Linked DNA regions of Homo sapiens: region 2 is linked to region 1. The links are chromatin loops, found by intact Hi-C in ENCODE. Cell type or tissue: Caco-2. All regions are shown on one strand. Links, peaks and the distances in the headings refer to the core of each region. The heading gives the core; the rest is flanking DNA.

What was found. Hi-C counts contacts between places; a loop is a spot of excess contacts. Peaks named below come from ENCODE experiments on the same cell type or tissue, not always from the same donor. Only the 100,000 strongest peaks of a DNase experiment are listed, where the experiment ranks them.
Region 2: a loop joins it to region 1, with 7 times the contacts of the local background. A loop is called at or near these places in 37 of 110 quality-filtered maps.

What each region holds. Positions count from the first base shown.
Region 1 is chr2:136,418,819-136,428,990 of GRCh38, forward strand. No RefSeq gene overlaps it. Among named protein-coding and RNA genes, the nearest start is that of CXCR4, 310 kb to the left of the region's middle. In Caco-2, for the core only: a CTCF peak has its summit at 4,801 (motif pointing right); a DNase peak (open chromatin) is centred at 4,803; H3K4me3 peaks cover 918 bases.
Region 2 is chr2:136,735,489-136,745,660 of GRCh38, forward strand. No RefSeq gene overlaps it. Among named protein-coding and RNA genes, the nearest start is that of THSD7B, 25 kb to the right of the region's middle. In Caco-2, for the core only: no CTCF peak of the experiment used is centred there; DNase peaks (open chromatin) are centred at 1,843 and 4,273.

The DNA of each region.
Region 1 (10,172 bases), core at 1,524-9,523:
CCCTCCCCGCCAGCTCCCTTAGGTGAGTTTACCCCTTGGGTCACAGTAGCTTTTTCTCTTTAACTTCCAAGGAAATCCAAGGAGACACATTTCTATCTGAACTCAAGGCACAAGTCAAACCCTTCCTGGGGTCAAAGGCTGAGAAGAATTGTGAAAGCTCTGTCCACTTCATGACCTGTATATCCCTTTTACTTTGCTGCTCATTGCAAGGTAGTTGAACATTCCGACTATTAGAAATGCTAATTTTACATCATCTTTAACCTCGAAGGGACTGCAGGTTGTTGCCTGGGTCAGTCCTTGACTGAGACAGACTTTACATTTTGGGCAACTAAGGTTTGGAAGAATTAAGTGTCGTCTTCAAAGTCATTCAATAAAGACCTAGTGGAACGATGATTCCAAGTGAGGTCCACGGAAATGGAAAATTTCCTGTCATTTTCCTCAAAACCAGAGTTTTGACTAGGGAATCTTTTTAGACAGGATCGACCAAGAAAGGTTGAGGGGAAACTAAGATGAAAGATGGGTGATGGTCCTCAGAATACCTTTCCTTAGCAGTTGTCCAGAAAGCAGTGTGTGAAAGAGATTGCCAGTTGCCTACCCAGTATCCATGCTCTCTTGTTTTTTTAGGATAAGATCCCTGTATATTTGAGTATGGCAATTCTTCCAACTTTTATTTAGTTTTTAATTTTAAAATTTCTAATTTTAAAGATTTTAATTTGTTTTTAATTGAAAAATAAAAATTGCATATATTTATCATGTAGAATGGGTTTTGAAATACGTGTCCATCATGGAATGGCTAAATCAAGCTAATTAACATATGTATTGTCTCACATACTTATCTTTTTGTGGTGAGAACATTTAAAATCTCTTTGAATTTTTCAAGATGCCCTGCTTAAAAAAACAAACATATTTGTTAGCTTTCCTTGAGGTTGGGGTGGTCAATGAGGTGTGAGTGGAAGTCACTTCCAGCAAAATTCCTTCAAGGGGATTCACCTGGCTGGCAGGAGACCCATTCCTTTCCCCGTCTCCCTTCTCCCTGCCTGGAACATGGCTAGGATAACAAGTCCCAGTGACAGTCCTGGGATGGTGAGGAGACCTCATGGATGGAATCTGAGTGGAAGATGGTGGAGCAGAAAGTGAGAAGAAGCCTGGGTCATCGCTAACACCATAGGGCACCACGCCAGCCCTGGACAATGCACTTTTGGATTTCTTCTGTGTGAGCGAAAAATGATGCCTCCTTTTTTTTTTTGCCACTGTATTTTTGGGTAGCAGGTGAATGTTAATTTTTAACAGATAGTGGGTGCTTACTGATACCTAACTGTGATCCCTGAATGTTCATTGTATCCAGTCGAGTTTCTTAGTTGCAAGTAACAGAAAGTTTGGCAACCTTTAGCAAAAAAAGGACTAATGAACTTTTTAAGAAGGTTTACAGGGTCAAATAATGGAAGTGATGGCTGAGGAACTTGGAGCAGGTGGGCACCAGATTGTTCCAGAACATCTTATAGTGGGCTCTGCTCATTGTTCTCTCCAGGGCTCCACAGGAATCAATGGATCCTAATTTCTTGTCTGTCCTTGTGTCACTGTCAAGATTCAACATCTCAGGGAAGCGAGTATTCTATTGGCTGAGCCAAGGTCACAGGACTGCCCTGTATCAAGCTGGCGAGAGGAAGGACAGAGCAGAAGGAGCCTCGTGGAGCCCCTCCAGCTTCCACTCTGGGAGGGCAGGCACGTGGTTTTATTGTCCCACGAAGACTGCACACAGTGAGGGCCAAGGTGATTCCCTACAAGGAAATCAGAGCATGGTTGGGAAGTGACACTACTGAGTGCCTCCCACCATTAAACAGGATTCAGTATAGCAGATTTGGCGCTTTCTGTGATGAGGTGAATTGGTCAGGATAAAAGGCAAAGATTGTTACATGAAGGCTTCAGGGATGAGCAGTTTCTTACAGACCTGATAATAGCAGTGCCTTTGAGGAGGGCAAATGCTTCATGCGAAATAATTCTTTTAATCTTCTCCAGTTGATGTAGATGTAAGTGATATTTCATGGTAAAAATACTAACACATCTATTTCCTCAGTTGCCTCTTTTTCTTCCTTTAACTGGCTGCAGTTTCTAATTCACACTCATGAACCTGTCTTCAACAATTACAGGTCTTCATGGATCTCCCTAAGTAGGGGCAAATAGTCTTGTTCCTCTGTGTTGGGAAACCAGGGCTCCAGAAAGATCAAGGGCTGTCCCCAGGGCCACAGGGTATGAGGGTGGGGTGGGGAGGTAAAAGCGAATTACAGAGTCTGTGGCTAAGGTGGCTGTAGGTCGTCAGTTAAGTGCTGGCTGCTGAGGAGAGCGGGCCTCAGTGTGAAGAGGCTCATGAGTAGAGAAATGAATGTGATTGTCTAGCCTCAGAAAGTCTAGGTTGTCGTGAAATATTAGTGAAATATGTCAAGGAATGCAAAAACTTGGAAACTTAGACTCTTAGGGTCCCCACCAGACCTCAGTTTCTTGTTGCAGCCATGTCTCAAATGCATCACTGGGGATGGGTATTGACAGGAAAGCAAAGGCTGAAGTCTCTACCCTGCTGAAAATGCTCCACTGGCTTCCCAGAGACAGCAGAATAAAACCCAGTCTCCTCATTCTGGCCAATATCTTTTTTATTTTTTTGAGAGGGAGTCTCGCTCTGTTACCCAGGCTGGAGTGCAGTGGCATGATCTTGGTTTACTGCAACCTCTGCCTCTCAGGTTCAAGCGATTCTCCTGCCTCAGCCTCCTATCTGGGATTATAGGCACATGCCACCATGCCCTGCTAATTTTTTGAATTTTTAGTAGAGATGGGGTTTCACCATGTTAGCCAGGATAGTCTCCATCACCTGACCTTGTGATTTGGGAGGCCTTGGCATCCCAAAGTGCTGGGATTACAGGCATGAGCCACGGCACCCGCTCTAATGAGATCTTTCATGACCTGTTGCCTTCCCATGTGCTCTCCTTTTTCCCTCTGACTTCCCTGCTGCTGCAGCCACTTTGGTCTTCTTTCGGTTTCTGCAACCTCTTCGCGTGTGGTGCCAGGGAATGCTCTGCCCCAGAACCGTTGTTTGGCTGACTCCTCCTTGCCATTCTGGTCTCAGTTGAGACGTTGCCTGCCCTAAGCGGGCTCTATTGGCTGGCTTCCATTCTAGGCTCCACCATAGGCAGGCTGTGTCATATTCAGCTAGCCCTTAACTGCTCTGTGCCTCATTTTGCTGAGCTGTAAATGGGAATCAGGTTAGCCTTGTTATCATATGGTTACTGTGTTCTGGCTTGCTTTTGTTATAGCACTAAACACTCTTTGAAATTATTTTGTTTGCTGATTTGTTGTCTGTCTCCTCTAGGCTATTAGCAGGTTGAGTAATTGGAACTACATAGAACCCAAAGTTTATTCATTAGGCAGGCAGTGATGGAGCAAAACCTCACAAATGCATCCTCATACATCATCTGGACCCTGGATTCCCCACCTGAGTTGTGAAGGAGTGGGCTACACCCGTGGTTCTGTGTATCAGAATCACCCTGGGGCCTGTTAAAGCTAAAGGTACCAAATAGAATTACCAGACAATCCAGCAATCCCGCTTCTAGGTATATATTCAAAAGAATTGAAGCAGGACCTCAAAGAGATATTTACACATCCACATTCATAGGAAAAAAAAAAAAAGCTGAGAGGCAGAAATAACCCAAGTGTCCATTGACAGATGAATAAACAAACTGTGGTATGTAACACAGATAACTATTGTTCAACCATAAAAAGGGAGGAAATCCTGTCTCATGCTACAACATGGATAAGCTTTGAGGACATTATGCTAAGTGAAATAAGCCAGTCACATAAAGACAATATCGTATGATTATATGAGGTACCTAGAACAGTCAAATTCATAGAAACAGAAAGTGGAATGGTGGTAACTAGGGGCCTGGAGAAGGTGGAAGGGGAGGAGTTGTTTAAAATACAGAGTTTCAGTTTTGCAGGAAGAAAAGTATTTTCTTGATGATGTGAATATACTTAACGCTACTGAACTGTATGCTTGAAAATAGTTAAGATGGTAAGTATGTTATTTTTAAAAATTACAATAAAGGTAGATTAAGTTAAAAAAATAACGATGCGGCACCTAGATTCTGAGTAAATAGATTGGAGTGAGTGGGGCATTGACATTTTCAAAACCTCCCTGGGAGATCCTGACACTGCTTAAAGTTTAAGAAACTCTTGGCCGGGCGCGGTGGCTCACGCCTGTGATCCCAGCACTTTGGGAGGCCGAGGTGGGCGGATCACTTGAGGTCAGGAGACCGACCACTTTAGGTCAGAGTTCAGCCTGGCCAACATGGTGAAACCCCGTCTCTATTAAAAATACAAAAAGTAGCCGGGCGTGGTGGCTTGTGCCTGTAATCCCAGCTAGTCGGGAGGCTGAGGCAGGAAAATTGCTTGAACCCAGGAAATGGAGGTTGAAATGAGCCAAGATCGCGCCATTGCACTCCAGCCTAGGCGACAAGAGCGAAAACTCCCTCTCAAAGAAAAAGGAAAAAAACTCTTAGTTAACACTAGCGTTAACCCCAAAGTTAAAGGTGAGTCTGGTTTGGATTTGGGGCATTTAAAACTTGCATCACCCCTGACATAAAAAGTCTGAATTATGCGGAGAAAAAATGCTCCCCAAATCCTCCTCACGAGCTAATTTTGCCGAACGAATCCGCTTCTCACCTGCATTCGCGCCTCTCGCCGCCTTTCTTTCAGGCGCACAGAGATAAGGTGGGCAGAGGGCACTGGAGCCAGCCCACCGGCGGTTTTACTCCTGGTGTCCACAAGGTGGCAGGCCAGGCACTTGGATTTGCGCAGCCAAGGGCGTGCGCAGCCCGCGGCCGGAAGCGTCCCGGCAGATCGCAGACGGGGTGTTGAGGGACCCCGCGCTTTTGCTTTCTTATGATTTGGGGGCTGGTACCTGGGCTAGAGCTGAAGCCGGCAGGTCAGTTTCCTGGGAGCAGGGGTGTGTCTGTTCTCAGAGAAGGGTTTAAGCCGACTCCCACGTACGCCCTGGAGGCCATAAGAGCATCTCAGAGGCACGCAGGACCTCCAGCGTGTGCACGAGTGTTCAGGGATAATGTGAACAAGCTGTTCTGTTTTTTTTGTTGTTGTTGTTTGTTTGTTGTTGTTTTTGGAGGGCAATGTTTTGGTGATAGTTTTAAATACTAAAAGGTCAAAGGCAGAATAGATGTTTTGTGTGGTTTGAAAACTCCTCAGTGGAGGGCCGAGGACTCCAGTTAACATGCACTTGCTGTTGGATATTTTATGGGCATTTAAAATATATGGACTTGCTCACCCACTTCAGGCTTTGACCCAGCAAGGGGATGCAGTCCATAACAGTAAATGAGTCAGCGAGTGGCCTGGTGACACGTTAGGATGAAAAGTGGAGGGGGAATTTTTATATGCTTTTAATATGCTGTTTGTTCCTACCTCAAGCTAGGACAGTGGTTTCCTGTAGGTACAAAATGCTTGCACGTGGTTTAGGGCTCCTGAAGACACGAGGAGGCAGCCCAAAGAGCAGAGGCTTGGGGTTAGACGGGCACGGGCTGCACCTCCAGCTCAGCCTCCCACCAGCTGTGGGATTTGAGACTGGTACCTCATCCTGGCTGAACCTGAGTTCACTCCTCTGTGCGATGGGGATGAGAATCCTGGGGTGGGGTGAGGAGTAAAGGAAATGCAGTTCGTCTGTTCCCTCTTTTAGCACACACAACTTCACCACCTGTGTGCCAGGCACAAGAAGGTTCTGAGGATGCTAAGGCAATCAGGCATGGTGATGCCTCCCAGGCAGATATGCTGAGGGGTGTTTTCAGTTCAGCAAGAGAGACAGGGGTCTGCATGGGGTGCCCCGGGCTGGGGACTGGCAGGGGAGGCAGCAGGACGAAGGCAGGCAGAATTAGCGGGTGTGGATGTTCAGGGAAGGAGCGGAGAGAAACATAGATCAAGCCAAGGTAGCAGATTGGAGACCAGGGGGTTTGGAGTGTACACTATTTGCCATCATAAATAGAATTATTTACCATGATTTTAAATAATGGAGAGATTTCTCTTGAAATTCCAGGTCCTCAGCTTCCCTGGAAAAAAATAGACATGGCTACACCGAATCAGTATTTCCACATCAAACAATGGTCTGAAACTATGTAGTGGTTGCCTTTCTACAGTGTATAGACTGCAGTCCCCACCACACCCTATTGCACACCCAACTCTACCTGCTTCCCTTGTTGACTTTTAGTCCTTGCTTCTGTGCGGAGCAGCTGCACACAGTGGGTCCTTAATACCTGTTGTTTCCCTTCACTTCTTGAGGGCCCAGATGGCCTCACAGGTGGCTTAGAAGAATAAAGGAGCCATAGGTGTAGTCAGGATTCCATTTACTGGGTCTTCTCTTTCACTTCAGGGGTCTTTTCACCTTTGCAGTGAACTTCTGGCCACACAGCTAGGTGTTTGGTGAATGTCAGGGAGGCTTGCTGAAGTTACAGTTTGTAGGGCATTTTTTGTCAGCCATGCTTGGCTCACTTGAGAGAACCACATGCAAATCCCTCTCCAAAGCACCATTTCCCCATGAATAATAGAAGACTGTTTTTGGGAGGATGGAGACCCTGTAGTTCTGTAATAATAGCATTTTCATGAAGGAAAATCACAGCCTCACCATGAGCACAGCTGAGAACATGGAACCTATTATTGAGACATTCTGGTTAAAATAAAGCATTATCCCATAAGATGGGTCTGCCTGTGGGAGTCTTTGGAAAACCAGGTGAGAGGGATTTGCAGGTCCTGCTGGAAATGAGTTGGTAAAAAAACATCCTTCCATCCAAGGATGATTAAACTCAATCATGAGGCTGCTAGGAAGCCCTGGTCTCACCTTCCTAGTGGGAGGCAAAAGTGGATAATTCACTGTCACAAAAGAAAGAGAGGAGTGAGAATGGGGTGAGGGTGGTAAAGTAGAAGAGGGAGGGAGGAAAGATTGCTTCATTGTGGAGTCCAGGCTCACTGGAAGTGTCAGGGGGAATAGCTACAATCAAGGGGTCCTTCTATGGGCTTGAGGGTGGTGCCATTTGTAGAGGACAGTGGGTTGATGTGGTTGTGCCATTGAATGTGGACTGTACCCCGAGTCAGAAACCAAGAGATGGGGAGACAGCTGCTGACAGAGGAGGCTGGGACCAAAGGACTTAGAGGGGAGACAAGCGAGCCCTTCATCCTCAGACAACGCGGGAGGCAGGGGCTGCCCCTTGACCCTCCTCTTATTACTTAACTACCCTTTTGTCCCCGTTACATTAAAAGACATTTTTGTTCTGCAATTTACTGAAACTCAGAAGTATAGAGAATAGTGTTTCCTGCATATTAGAATCACTTGGGGATCTTTTAAAAATTCCAAAGCAGAGTCGCTTTCCCAGACCATGTAAATCACTGTCTCTGTGGGTGGAACACAGGTATCAGTGTCTTTGACACTCCCTGGCTGGTTTTGATGCACAGACAAATGTAGGAACCACTGGCATTCCTGCCTGCTCCTATCACTCAGCCTCCCTCATAACCAACATGTGGCCAGTCTCGCTGATCCCACAGCTTTTGTGTCCTAGATCCCTAATTTTGCCACTGCCCACCCTCCTTCCCAGATTCTTCAGAAACAATACTAGGCTTCATGTTATTTCATTCTTACATGCTTCAATATATAAAAACTTTTTAAAAAGTGTAAAACAACATTATCACTCCCCCCTCCACAAAATGAACAGTATTCCTTAGGATCATCTAATATTCTGCCTGTGATGCTCAGTTTAGCTTTTGAGACATTTATTCCTCTACTTTATCTTTGATTTTAATTTGATTCTGAAGGGATAAAGTTTCCCCCTTATTTGGGGGGTAGTGGTGTTGGTGAAAGGGACATACAACTAGCTCACCCCTGATAACCTGCCTCTTTTCCTTAGGGTGACTGGGGGTTCCAGTCTCTTCAGGGACAGTCCCGCCCACATTTGTGAGGACAGTCATTCAGGCACAAGGGGCTCGTACAGTCATTCAGCAATCGTTGATTGGGAGCCTCTATATATTCAGACACTGTGTTAGGTGCCAGGGGATTGAGTCTGTCTTTGTCATCATTCTGTTTAGCACGTTGTAGGGACTCAAGAAGTATTTAGTTCAGTGATAGAAGTATATGTTTTGTTCCCATAAAAGTATATGTTTTTGTTACCATTATGGTCAGCAGCCAATCCATTGCTGATGTATTGAGTCTGGGTATGCAATACCACTTTATAAATCACATATGCACAACACTTCTACATCATACCTCTTTACCTCTGGAACTTCTACATTGTACCTCTTTACCTGAGAATCTATGAACATTTTTTCTATTAAGTAATTTTCACGACAACTTCATATGTGGTTCCCAAATGAGGTGAAACAACATGGCAGAGTTAAATTGTAGTAGCAGGGAGTGGGGGCAGCCTGAATGGTTGAAATGCAAACATGCCGTCTAAGCCTTATTCCAGCCACGAGGCTTCAGCCGCCTCTTTCTATCAAATCCTTTCAAAGGAGTGCTAACATGCAACAGAAATTGATTGGTATGAAGCTGACCTTCTTTTATTTATTTTACCCAGCTTCTAAGTGTAACACTTACAAACAGAGCAATAAAATGTCCAGAAGGCAACCAATGTAACCAAAGGAGAAAGTGGGATCTCACTGACCCACATGTTTTTCTTTTAGACTATTTTTTCTGCTTAACACCCTACTATGTTTATTATTTAACAATTCAAAAAATATGGAAGGAAGAAATGAGGAAATGAAAATCACCCATATGTTACCATTTAGAGATAACGACCATTATCTGCCAGAGATAATTGACTGGGTGTATTTCCTTCTAGTCTTTCTTTTTTCCTATGCCTAAATATGGACTGTGTACTCTGATTTAATTAGAGTTAGTGTTATTTAAATATTCTTAGAACTTTGTGCTTTCATTAGCAATTTTTATTCCGTTTTCTCCTTCTTTTTCTCATTATAATCTTGTAAAGGATGTAAGGAAAATATTATTCTAATTTTACAAATGAGAAATCAAGGCCTGGAAATGTTAAGTGGTTTTTCATCAATGGCCCAGAACTCCTCACTTTTTTTTTTGAGACTGAGTCTCACTCTGTGCCCAGGCTGGAGTGCAGTGGTGCCATCTCAGCTCACCGCAACCTTGGCCTTCTGGGTTCAAGTGATTCTTCCGCCTCAGCCTCCCGAGTGGCTGGGACTACAGGCGTGCGCCACCACGCCTGGCTAACTTTTTTGTATTTTTAGTAGAGACAGGGTTTCGCCATGTTGGCCAGGCTGGTCTTGAACTCCTGACCTCAGGTGATCCACCCGCCTTGGCCTCCCAAAGTGCTGGGATTACAGGCATGAGCTACCGCGCCTGGCCAATTCCTCACTTTTAATCCAAAGGTCTTTTATCTTTTCCACCCCTCTTCCTGCCTCCACATTTAGACTGTTCCAGAAGGTATCTGACTTAAACCTTCTGGAGATGGGAACAGAAATAGCAGTAGGTCCCACTTCCATAAATAATCTTAGGGATTTCCGCACTGACGGTTCATGCCTCTTGTATCCAAGATGAAGCAGATTTAGAGAACACATCTGACTGGACTGTATATTTGCTGGGCAGAAATGAATACAGCCCATTGCAGTGATTGGTGGTTTGGATTCTCTAAACCATTTTTTCAACAATATAACCAGGATTTGACTTGAGTGGAATTGGAGAGGAAAAGGAGTTCAGAACTAATATTTTAGATGGATGGTATGTAAGTCTCAATTCTTTTATTTTTTTTAATATACTATTTTGTAGAGCTATTTTAGGTTCACAGCAAAATTGAGCAGAAGTTAGAGATTTTCCATATACCCCCTGCCCCATACATGCCTCCCCCATTGTCAACATTCCCTACCAGAGTGGCACATATGTTACAACTGATGAACTGACATTGACAAATCATTATCACACAAAGTCAATAATTCACCTTAAGACTCACTCCTGGTGTTGTACATTTTATGAGTTTGGACGAATTTATAATGACAGGTATCCACCATTATGGAATCATACATAAAATTTTTCTGCCCTAAAAATACTCTGTGTTCTGCTTATTCATTCCTGCTTCTCCCTTTAATTCCTGACAACCACTGGTCTTTTCTACTGTCTC
Region 2 (10,172 bases), core at 1,198-9,197, 320 kb after region 1:
TAGAACATTTCAAACTCAGAAGCCAATGCGAATCTACCCTTTTCTTGAATTATTTTGGAGAAAATGCATTATTTAAAGTCCTTCCATGAAATCAAAGTCAATAGGTTGCACATTTTTAAAAAGCCTGTTAAGTAAAATTGCTGTTGGTGCAGCACTTCTTAGTTATTTTCTCTCTTCTATGCTAGAAAGAAGTTTAGTTGCTAATGTGATCCTCCTGGCTGAACTTGGACTTCCCCTAAGCTGCTACCTTGCAGATGGTACCTTCTTGCAAAATGCATATATTTGCAAGAATTACCCCTTGGGATATTGTCATTACCCAAGAGAACCAGCTATGAGAACCCATTTTTTCTCTCCTTTATCAACAAAGTTAGATTGGATTTTTTTTTTCATTTTCAAGAACTGATGAGATAGGAAAAAAGCCGCACTTAAATTTTAGAAACAAGAAATTGAATAAAACTTTTTAAAGCTTGAGAAAGTTCAAAGTGGAAAAGGGTAGGGGCACTTTGACACATACTCTTTTAAAGTATTGATTTTTCTTTTCAAAATGGATCTGAAAGCATGACAGACGTTTACTCCGACACCCAATACAGTATTAAAAAACCCAAATGTCAGAATGAAAATCTGATGGGCTGCAACCTTAGTGGAAGGAAGGATAAAATATCTTATGTGACCCAGGGCTATGGAAAAGCCTTATTCTTCTCTTTTTTTGGCCAGTTTCATCTTTATTCACCTCAATTGTATTCACCTAGAAAAGAATTTTTTCCTAGAAAAAAGGAGGGAAGAAACTATTTCTACGATTAATATTACCAGCAAAACTTTGCTACCCTCAAGTAAAAGATAATTTGTTTTCTTGTTGTTGAAGTAGAAATGAGCAAACTTGTTAATATTGTACCTTAATTACTCTTTCAGTAATAGATGTCCAATCATTTGGCATCTATGTAAAGGTGATGAATCAGCACTCTGTGGAATCAGAGGGCGGCCATGCCATGCTAAATAGTTCTCCTTGCAGACCTCACAAATGTTCTTTGCACCCCAGAATGTATTGATTTCATTAGATGTGCTAATTTAGCAGTTCTCTGGTTTAAAGACCATAATTACAACACAATGCACGACCTGTGTATATATGCTTATTGCAAGGAGAAAAACTTTTGCTTTCAACTTATTAACAGCAAATGTACACATTTTTTTCCTGCAAATGCTAGTTATAAATCTCCCTTATAAACCCACAAGCCTCGGTTATTGTAGTCTTTTATTAATAAACTGAACAATTTCATACAGCGTTAATGAGTTAGAGCTTATCTCTTACTCTCTTTTATGGTTAAAATGTGCTGGAGAGCTGGACAATTTATCTAAGCACCTGGGTGACTAAGGTACATGACACTTTTAATAATTAGGCTCCATCTATCTCTATTTTCACTGATGGAAAAATGTTACACTTGATTTTCTTATTTTCACAGCTGTATCAGAGTTCAGTGAAAACAAATCGAACATAGTAATATGATAATAGAGCTGAATTATAGAGCATCTTCACTATAAGTGGATTTTTTACTGCATTCTGTGTTCACTGTGTTTTTGAAACAATTACTAAGACACGAGGAATAAATTAGGTTGTTCTTTGTTATTTTTCAGAATGCTAATTTCCTTTAAGGCGCATCTACGTGTTTGTAAATGTTTGCTCCCCTGCCACTCTGTCTATTTTTTAAAGAATCAATTGCATACCTACCATGTGCTGGATACTGTGCAAAGAACTTCCACTTTATTCTTCTACTTAGCTAGATTTACTGGTGGTGCAGGGATGCTAGTGGAGGTGAGTGAGTGAGTGTGTGTGTGTGTGTGTGTGTGTGTGTGTGTGTGTGTGTGTGTGTGCTGCCCTCTACTGGACTTGGTTTCTAAATACTGTAAGTATTTAGGAAATTTATTTTTATTTTTATTTATTTATTTATTTTTAGGAGAAAAGAGGAAGGTGAAGGAAAATCTAGGGAGGGTTATATCACTTTATGTTGCCTATAAATTCTCTGGGCATTTTATATAGCTCAGGAGTTCCAGAGTCTAGCACACTACCTTGTACTTCCTAGGTGCTCAATAATTATTTGTTAACTAAATAAGTTAAAGAGCTTACCAGAATTTCTCTTTTCACTGACAGAGTCTGCATGTATTTAACCCAAGGAACATTGCCTCAATCTTAGAGTCTGTAACAGACTTGGGGAAAAAGCCACACAGCTTATTAGAGATAGGGTAGGTTTGTATATAAAACCCCACGTTTGCATAACCAACTTTATTTGTCAAATGCCAATATTAATAATTTGGTATATTATAGATAGGGATCCAGAAGCAGGAAAACGAGTAGCCATTTAGATACCTACTAAAAATGTTACACAAGTGGATAAGAACTTGAGATGCAAATTTGGCTAAGAGTAAAGCAAGTTTATAAAGGGGAGTGATTAGTCTTTCATCAAATATCTTGCACTTCAGCCATATAGCAAATTTCACCTACAAAACCCCAGCCAACAGACAAGTAGAAGGAAAGGCTTTTTAGGGGTGTGCTCTACAGGGAAAAGGAACAATGCAGGAGAGTTGTTTAAATGCTTACTGAAATCTATTTGCAGCATCCACATTGTGGAATTTTAGCTGGAAAATGGGTCCAGTAAAGGACTGAATTTCCCAATCCTCCTTGCATCTAAGTCTGCCCCTCTGGCTGTGCCAGTCACAACCTGGAATGAGAATGAAAGTGACAAGTACCACTTCTGCCTCAGGGCTTTATGAAGCTGAGCTGCTGCATCGCTTCTCCCCTCTCTTTCCCTTTCCTAGGGGAGCTGACAGCAGCACGGCACAAGACAGGAGTCTAGCAACTTACCTGTACTTGAGCAGTAGATGGGACATCAATGACAAAGAAGCCTTTTGTAGTAAGTCTCTGGGATTTGTTTGTTATAACAGCTAGTATTGCTTACCTAACTAACACACACATATATATATATATATTCCATATATTCTTCCAGATTAACAAGGCAGAAACACATATCTTTTAAGAAGAGGACCAAATAAAATATGTAAAACAACAACTTTGCTTAGTTATCCTGAAGACACATACGCTAGGGGTTTCCGATAGCCAGGACAGCCCTGCAGCCTGTTCCTACCTGTACTGGGAATTAATTTGGTCTGTCGTTCAAGTAGGGATGGCTGCAAACAGAAAGGGCAGAGACTATGGACACAAAAAATATATGGCATGGACACACCAGTGCTGTGGTCTTAGCAACAGGGAAGTGGCCTTGGGAGTGCCAGTGGGACACAGGCATAAGGGACAAGGAGGAAATTAATGCTCTATTTTTATGCTAATTCATTGTCAAAAAGCTAATTTCTACTACCATTAGATAGCTGGCTCTCCACAAAAATCAGCTTCTTTATCTTCAAAGGACAACACAGCAGTTGTTTTGAAGATAGCTTTAATTAATTCATTATTTAGCTAATTAATAATGTTTTGTTATTTTCATTCATTTTAGTAAACGAAGATATTTGACTACTGTTGTAATAAACCTGATACTGTGAGAAAACATGACACTGTGCTTTGCTGAATATAGTTGAGATGTCTCAGAGGAGATGCCTTGACCTATGCTGTGTGCAAAAAACATCTAATAATGAGCTGGATTATAATTGAGTTCGGATGCATGCACTTTAGGACCTGCTGTTATCATCTTATTTCATAAATGATCTTTGCATTTTTTAATGGAAAAAAGTGTGCATAAAAACTCACTTGTTGGGTTAGAAGGTGCTCAGAGATATTATCCTTCTCTTCCTCTTCTTGTTCATATTTTATTGTACATTTGCCCAAGGGCTATTGAACAAGATCATGTTTATTAATCCAATAAAGAAGTACATGTAATGATGATCATTCACTCCTGACCTATAAGAAATAGGTACTTACTTTATTAGTGTAATGAAGTTTTATGCTTCCAGAATGTAATGTCTTTGCTCTCTAATTCCTCTTAGGGTTCTGGGTTTTCAGTTTCAAAAAATAGAAAGAGCACATCGATGCAAATCCACTCTCCCGGAGTCTTTGGTCTTTACATAGCTTTTTGAAATTCTCTTCTTGTTTGACTTTGCATTTTCTGGCTCACTAAGATGTTTCTTGCTGGAATTCTGCCTTATCAAACACTGCTTGAAATAAACTGGCCAATTGCTGGATCAGAGGGATCTTTTCATCATTTGGAGATCTGAATTATCATGGGTTATAATAAGATTTGACCTGTAGACACAGGCAGAAATGTGTTCATGATAGCTTTGTTGTAGTTCTGCCTGGAGGCAAAGTTATAAGGCAGATAACCTCCCGAGGTTCCCTACACCTCCATAATTCCACAATACTAATCTCCTCGAGTGAATGCAACATTTTTTTTCCTCCTTTGAAGATACTACTATCCTTGCTTTGAAAATATGTTTCTCTTTGTTCTTTTGAGGCTTTAGAATATGTTACCAAAGAACAAAGTGGAAATTTTCAGGAAATTTGTGAGTATGAAGCCCTCTTCATTTTTTTCTGAAAGGAAGGAGGAAAATGGAGCAGATCCATGGTTTCCAAAATTTATTCCAATTTAATTTAATTCAGTAAAGAAATACTGAGCTGTTCATTTGGCAGACACTGTGGTAGGATGAGATACATCACCCACACAACTGGGGAAATAGTGTCTGACTTACTGCATAGGTTTGTTGAAAAGATGAAATGAAATCACACATACTCCCAGAACCTGGCCTATAAGAAGCCTTTAATAAATAGTGGCTATTCTTGTCAGTATTAAGAAGTACCCCAGACAACCTGAAAGCACTTTGAAATGTAAAGCCTTGTTAATGTCAAGTTTATGATGCCTACAGTTCTGAACAGTACTGCATGGAAGGCAATGCTGACGTTTCTAGCAGATCTGGGTTCGAATCCTAGTTACATCATTACTACATCACTCAGCGTCAGTTTTCTTATTTAGGAAGATCTGTTTTCTTTTCTTTTTTTTTCTTTTTTTTTTTAATTATACTTTAAGTTTTAGGGTACATGTGCACATTGTGCAGGTTAGTTACGTATGTATACATGTGCCATGCTGGTGCGCTGCACCCACTAACTCGTCATCTAGCCTTAGGTATATCTCCCAATGCTATCCCTCCCCGCTCCCCCCACCCCACCACAGTCCCCAGAGTGTGATATTCCCCTTCATGTGTCCATGTGATCTCATTGTTCAATTCCCACCTATGAGTGAGAACATGCGGTGTTTGGTTTTTTGTTCTTGCGATAGTTTACTGAGAATGATGATTTCCAATTTCATCCATGTCCCTACAAAGGACATGAACTCATCATTTTTTATGGCTGTTTTCTGAATAAAGTAACTAGCCTATGGCAGGCTTACATCCAGAGGTAACCATGGTTATGATTATTATATTCTAGATGTCTTGGGCTAGGTCCTTGTCAAAGCAGAGCTGGAGTCAGAATGCAGAGTTCTGGGTGATTTGAGAAATGACCTCCGAGAGTAGGAGTAGGGGCTGAGAAAATAGAAGAAATAAATAAATAAAGGAGAACAAATAAAGTTTACCAAGTTGGCTGCAGCTACAGATGATGTGTTCACTCTTGTCAGAGACTTCTGGAGACTCTTATGAAATATGTCTCAAAATTGTCTTAAAAGGGAAGTATTTATTCAGCGACTCCCAGGCAGTGATGGGCAAGAAGAAAGAGGCACGTGACTGGGGCTTTAGCTTGAGTTTGGGGCATGGCGTTGGCATTGTTAAGTTGCAGCCAAATGCAAGGGGTGGGGTCAAGAGAATATGCAGTGTTGCACAGAGGTGTCAAATAGGCTGGAGGACATCCAAGAAAAACAAACCCAGGCAGTCACATTGCTCACAAACTTGGGAAGATGACAAACACATGTAAAATATCTAATGCATTGATAACTAAATTTCAAGTGAGAATTCAAGGATCTGCTGGTGATAGTAGGCCTGTTTTAATTGCTTCTGCTGCACATCCTTTGAACTCTGTTCTCATATCACATCAGCTGTTGGGGTTTAGGGAAATAAAAAGAACACAGAAGGTTCCCAACCTTGAAATGTAATAAAAATTGTAGGAGTAGATCATTTTTGCTGTCTCTTCCTACTCTCGAATATTGTGTAAACCATTCTCTTAAAGCAGAACTCCAAGAACAGAACGTTTTGGATTTAGATTGGTCAGCAAATCTTTAACTAGAGAAGGAAAATGAAATATAGATGTCTTGAATTGCAATTGTGTTCAGAATAGAGCACTCCTTACAATTTTTTTGGACCAAAAGATTGTTTAAGTGTTCTGAACTGGTGGAAAATGATTTTAGAGAGAGAGAGAGATGCCTTCTATTCTCCTACCCCCATAGCTATTAGAATTCACATTTATAACAACTTTTTGTCCTCTCCAGAAGAAAACCCTTATTCACCTGTAAGAATAGCCAGTGTAATATTAGCTTTTACAGGTTTCCTGGTAAGCCTCTATAAAGAACGTCTATATTTCTATAAATACTGTGAGTGTGCTGGCAGAAGCTTTGGGCATTGAAAGCAACATTCACAATGAGGAAAAATTTGAGACTCAACTGTCATTCAGGTCTGTTTTAAACATCTTCTAAAAAGAGTGAAATTCACTTTAATAAGTATGCTGAACATTAAAAAAATATATATTCAAATGTGTAATTATAGACCGTCCCTGACTCATATGATGGCTCGCTTAATGATTTTTTGACTTTACCATTGTGCAAAAGTGAGACACAGTTGGTAGAAACTATGTCTGCTTTTGAATCTTGGTCTTTTTCTGGGCTAGTTATATGTGGTACAATATTCTCCTGTGATGCTGGGCACTGTTGGAGAGACATTCTGCTTTTCACTTTCAGTACAGTATTCAGTAAATTACATGAGATATTTAACACTTGATTGTAAAATAGGCCTTGCATTAGATGATTTTGCCCAACTGTAGGCTAATGTAAATGTTCTGAGCATGTACGCTGGGCTAAGCTATGATGTTTGTCAGGTTAGGAGTATTAAATGCACTTGACTTGCAATGTTTTCAACTTAAAATATTTTCAGCTTCTGATGGGTTCATTGGGATGTAACCTCATCCTAAGTAGAGGAACATATGTACACACTACTGAGCAGGCAGTATATGTAATCTAAATAATGAAAAATTTATGGTCCTTTATTACTTAGTGAAGTATTTTAAAGTGACAGGCTTTTATTATTTAGTGAGAATTTAAGAGCTCATTGGCTGAAAATAGTGAGTGAAAATTTTCATCTCTTTTTCCAAGGTCATGTCATAATTTAAGGTTTTTTTTTAAATGATATAAACTCTACAAAGCAAAAGGGAACTGGGATTTCAGATATTTAGATATCTAATTCTTGAATTATTTCATGTTTTATATATCATTAATTAAGGAATTAACTACTTAATTAATTTTTATTAGTACAACTTTATGGAGTACGTGTGAAATTTTGTTACGTGTATATAGTGTATAGTGATCATGGTAGGATATTTAAAGTGTCCATCATCTGAGTACAATATATTTTTGTTAACTATAGCTATCCCACTCTGCTATCAGACACTGAATGTATTCCTCCTGTTTGTATACTTTAACCCACTTCTCTTCATCCTTCCTTTCCCTCACTCACCTTTTCCATTACTTTAGTCTTAATGAAGATATATGTATGTGGGTGTTAAATATAACATGTCTCACTTTAATGGCATTTGTTTATGCCTAATTTAAAAATAAAATTGTATATATTCATTTTAATCAAAATGTCTATCAGTATTTTTTCAGTTTATTAATTATTAAGTTGCTTTTCTGTTTAAAACTGATTGTAGGTTCAGGATTCTAATTTTCTCTAAATGCCTATAGTTTTTTAAATCTTCCATGATAAAATTACTTGATATTTTGGAGATTCTTTTCCAAAAATATATAAAATTCATCAATCATATCATAGGTTTTCTTTGACTAATATGAAGGATTGAGCTATCAAAAAAGTTGGGTTTAAATTAACTCTTAATTAGGAAGAGAAAAAATTTAAATTCTGTGATTGTGTTAATGGCAAACTGGTAGAACATGTTTAACTTTAGCAGTTAGGTTTTGTCTATTCTCAGACATCTTTTGTCTTCCTCCTAATTACTAGAATGTCAGTGCAGAACTCAGAAATTAAAGCAGGAGATGAAATACTGAAATAAGTCTTTTGTTGTTGTTCTATTGGCTTGAGAATGAGAAACAGTTTCTGATTCTCACAATAATGAGTCAGAGTCCTTGTTTTAAGATGATAAACTGGAATATTTTGGATAAAATGCTGAGTGAATTAATGCCATTTCCGGAGTTAATCAGCAGTGCCTGTGTCTGCACAGAATTATGAGTTCAATTCTTTCAACTGAAATAATTGGTCACTTCCAACAATAGATTTGAGAGATTTTTAAGGTCAAAATGAAAAAAGACAGACTGTTTACATGCATTACATATTCACTGGGACTGAATTTTCCACTGTATTGACTAAATGACCTAATTAGCAGCTAGGTTAAGCATTCTGTCTACATGGATGACCTTCCAAGCATAGCCCACACATGGAGAGTGCAAGACCAATGTCTGGAGATATTTAGTTTGTGTGAGAACATGGCCCTATTTTGGTGGAAAGCCAGCTTCTTGCCTTTAATGTTGCTAATTGTGTCTAAGCTCATGTTCTCCTTTTATTTCGGAAGCATTGCTGCTTGTTACATATCTGTAAACACCTGGGAAATGACATTTCTAAGAATAAGAATTACACTCCCTTGGGAGATAAAGATTGGTCAAAAAAACCTTTTATCTCCTATAATTTTGGAGTCCAGCCTGAGCGAACTGTTGGCCTTATTTCAAGGGCTATGTCTCTACCAGTCCATCACGTGGGGATGGCAAATAAAATATTTAAGTAGTGTTTTTGGAAACTTCCGCGTGTTTTAATATTTTTTATCTCCTCTTTCAGACAAAACATCTGAACAAATGAATGTAGATGCTGTTTTAAATTGGGCAAATTTTAAAGCTGAGCTACAGACTTTCAAAGTGAACTTGTAGATTAAAAGAAGTACAGTATTATGTTTTCCTCTGGCACTACTTTTAGAGGTTTCATCTCCCTTCAGATCCATGTGTACGTGTCAGGAATTGGCTACTGGTTCACTGTTATCAACTCTCTTAGAAAGATTCATTAATTTTATAACACAACATCTCTTAACAATGAATAGTTCTGCAAACAGGAGCTTCGTTATTTTATTCATCTCAAGCCTGCTTGGCATGCTGCAGGATTCTTTGGGAATAGAGCTTTGCAGGATGAGACTATTCCCATTTTCAATAACTCTTGCATCTGTTCTTGCAGTGTCATCAGTAAAGCAAATAATAAACCACTCTCAAGAAAACCTATAAAAGGGCTCTCCTCCCTATTCTGAGCTACAGCATAATCCTCCTAAAGACCACTCTTATCAGATTCAATGAAACAGTGTAAGCAAATTATTTTGGCTATTAACCAGTCAAATCATAGAAGGAGAATGAAAAAAGATGCCTGTGCTTTCACACTGGGGAGACCTTGCTTTAAGTACTAAATCTTGGATATGTTACTCGATCTCTCTGAACTATAGTTTCTACATCAGTAAAATGGGGACAACAGTGGCTTCCTCATAGAAGTGACATAATAATTGCATGAGATGGTAAAAGTAAAGTGTGAATGCACACCATCAATTATTGGCTGATATTTCAGTCAACAGTTTTATTAGTTAATAGACTTCCTGCTTTAAGTGATGAAAATCCAACTCAAATAGCTTAATAATGTGATTTACATGTCACATAGCAAGAAGTCTGGAGGTAAAGCAGGCACAAGTTCGGCAATTTCAATGGCACAATCACGCCCAAGGAGGTCCAGGTCCTTCCAACTTTCCACTCGAAAGTTCTGAATATGCTTCCTGGGCTAACTCCCTTCACAAGTCACAAGATGGTCTGTTTAGTTTTAGGGGTTGTATCTTCATTACTAAATGTCCATAGTCAGAAAATGAGGTTTTGTAGCCTAATATCTCTTGTAATTGTTCAGAAGTCCTTCCCAGGAGCCACCTGTCTCCCTCATTGGTAACTTGGTTGGGCTTGTGTCCCATGCTTATGTCCCTGCTCCCCAGACACACTGGGAAGACAAGTGGCATCACC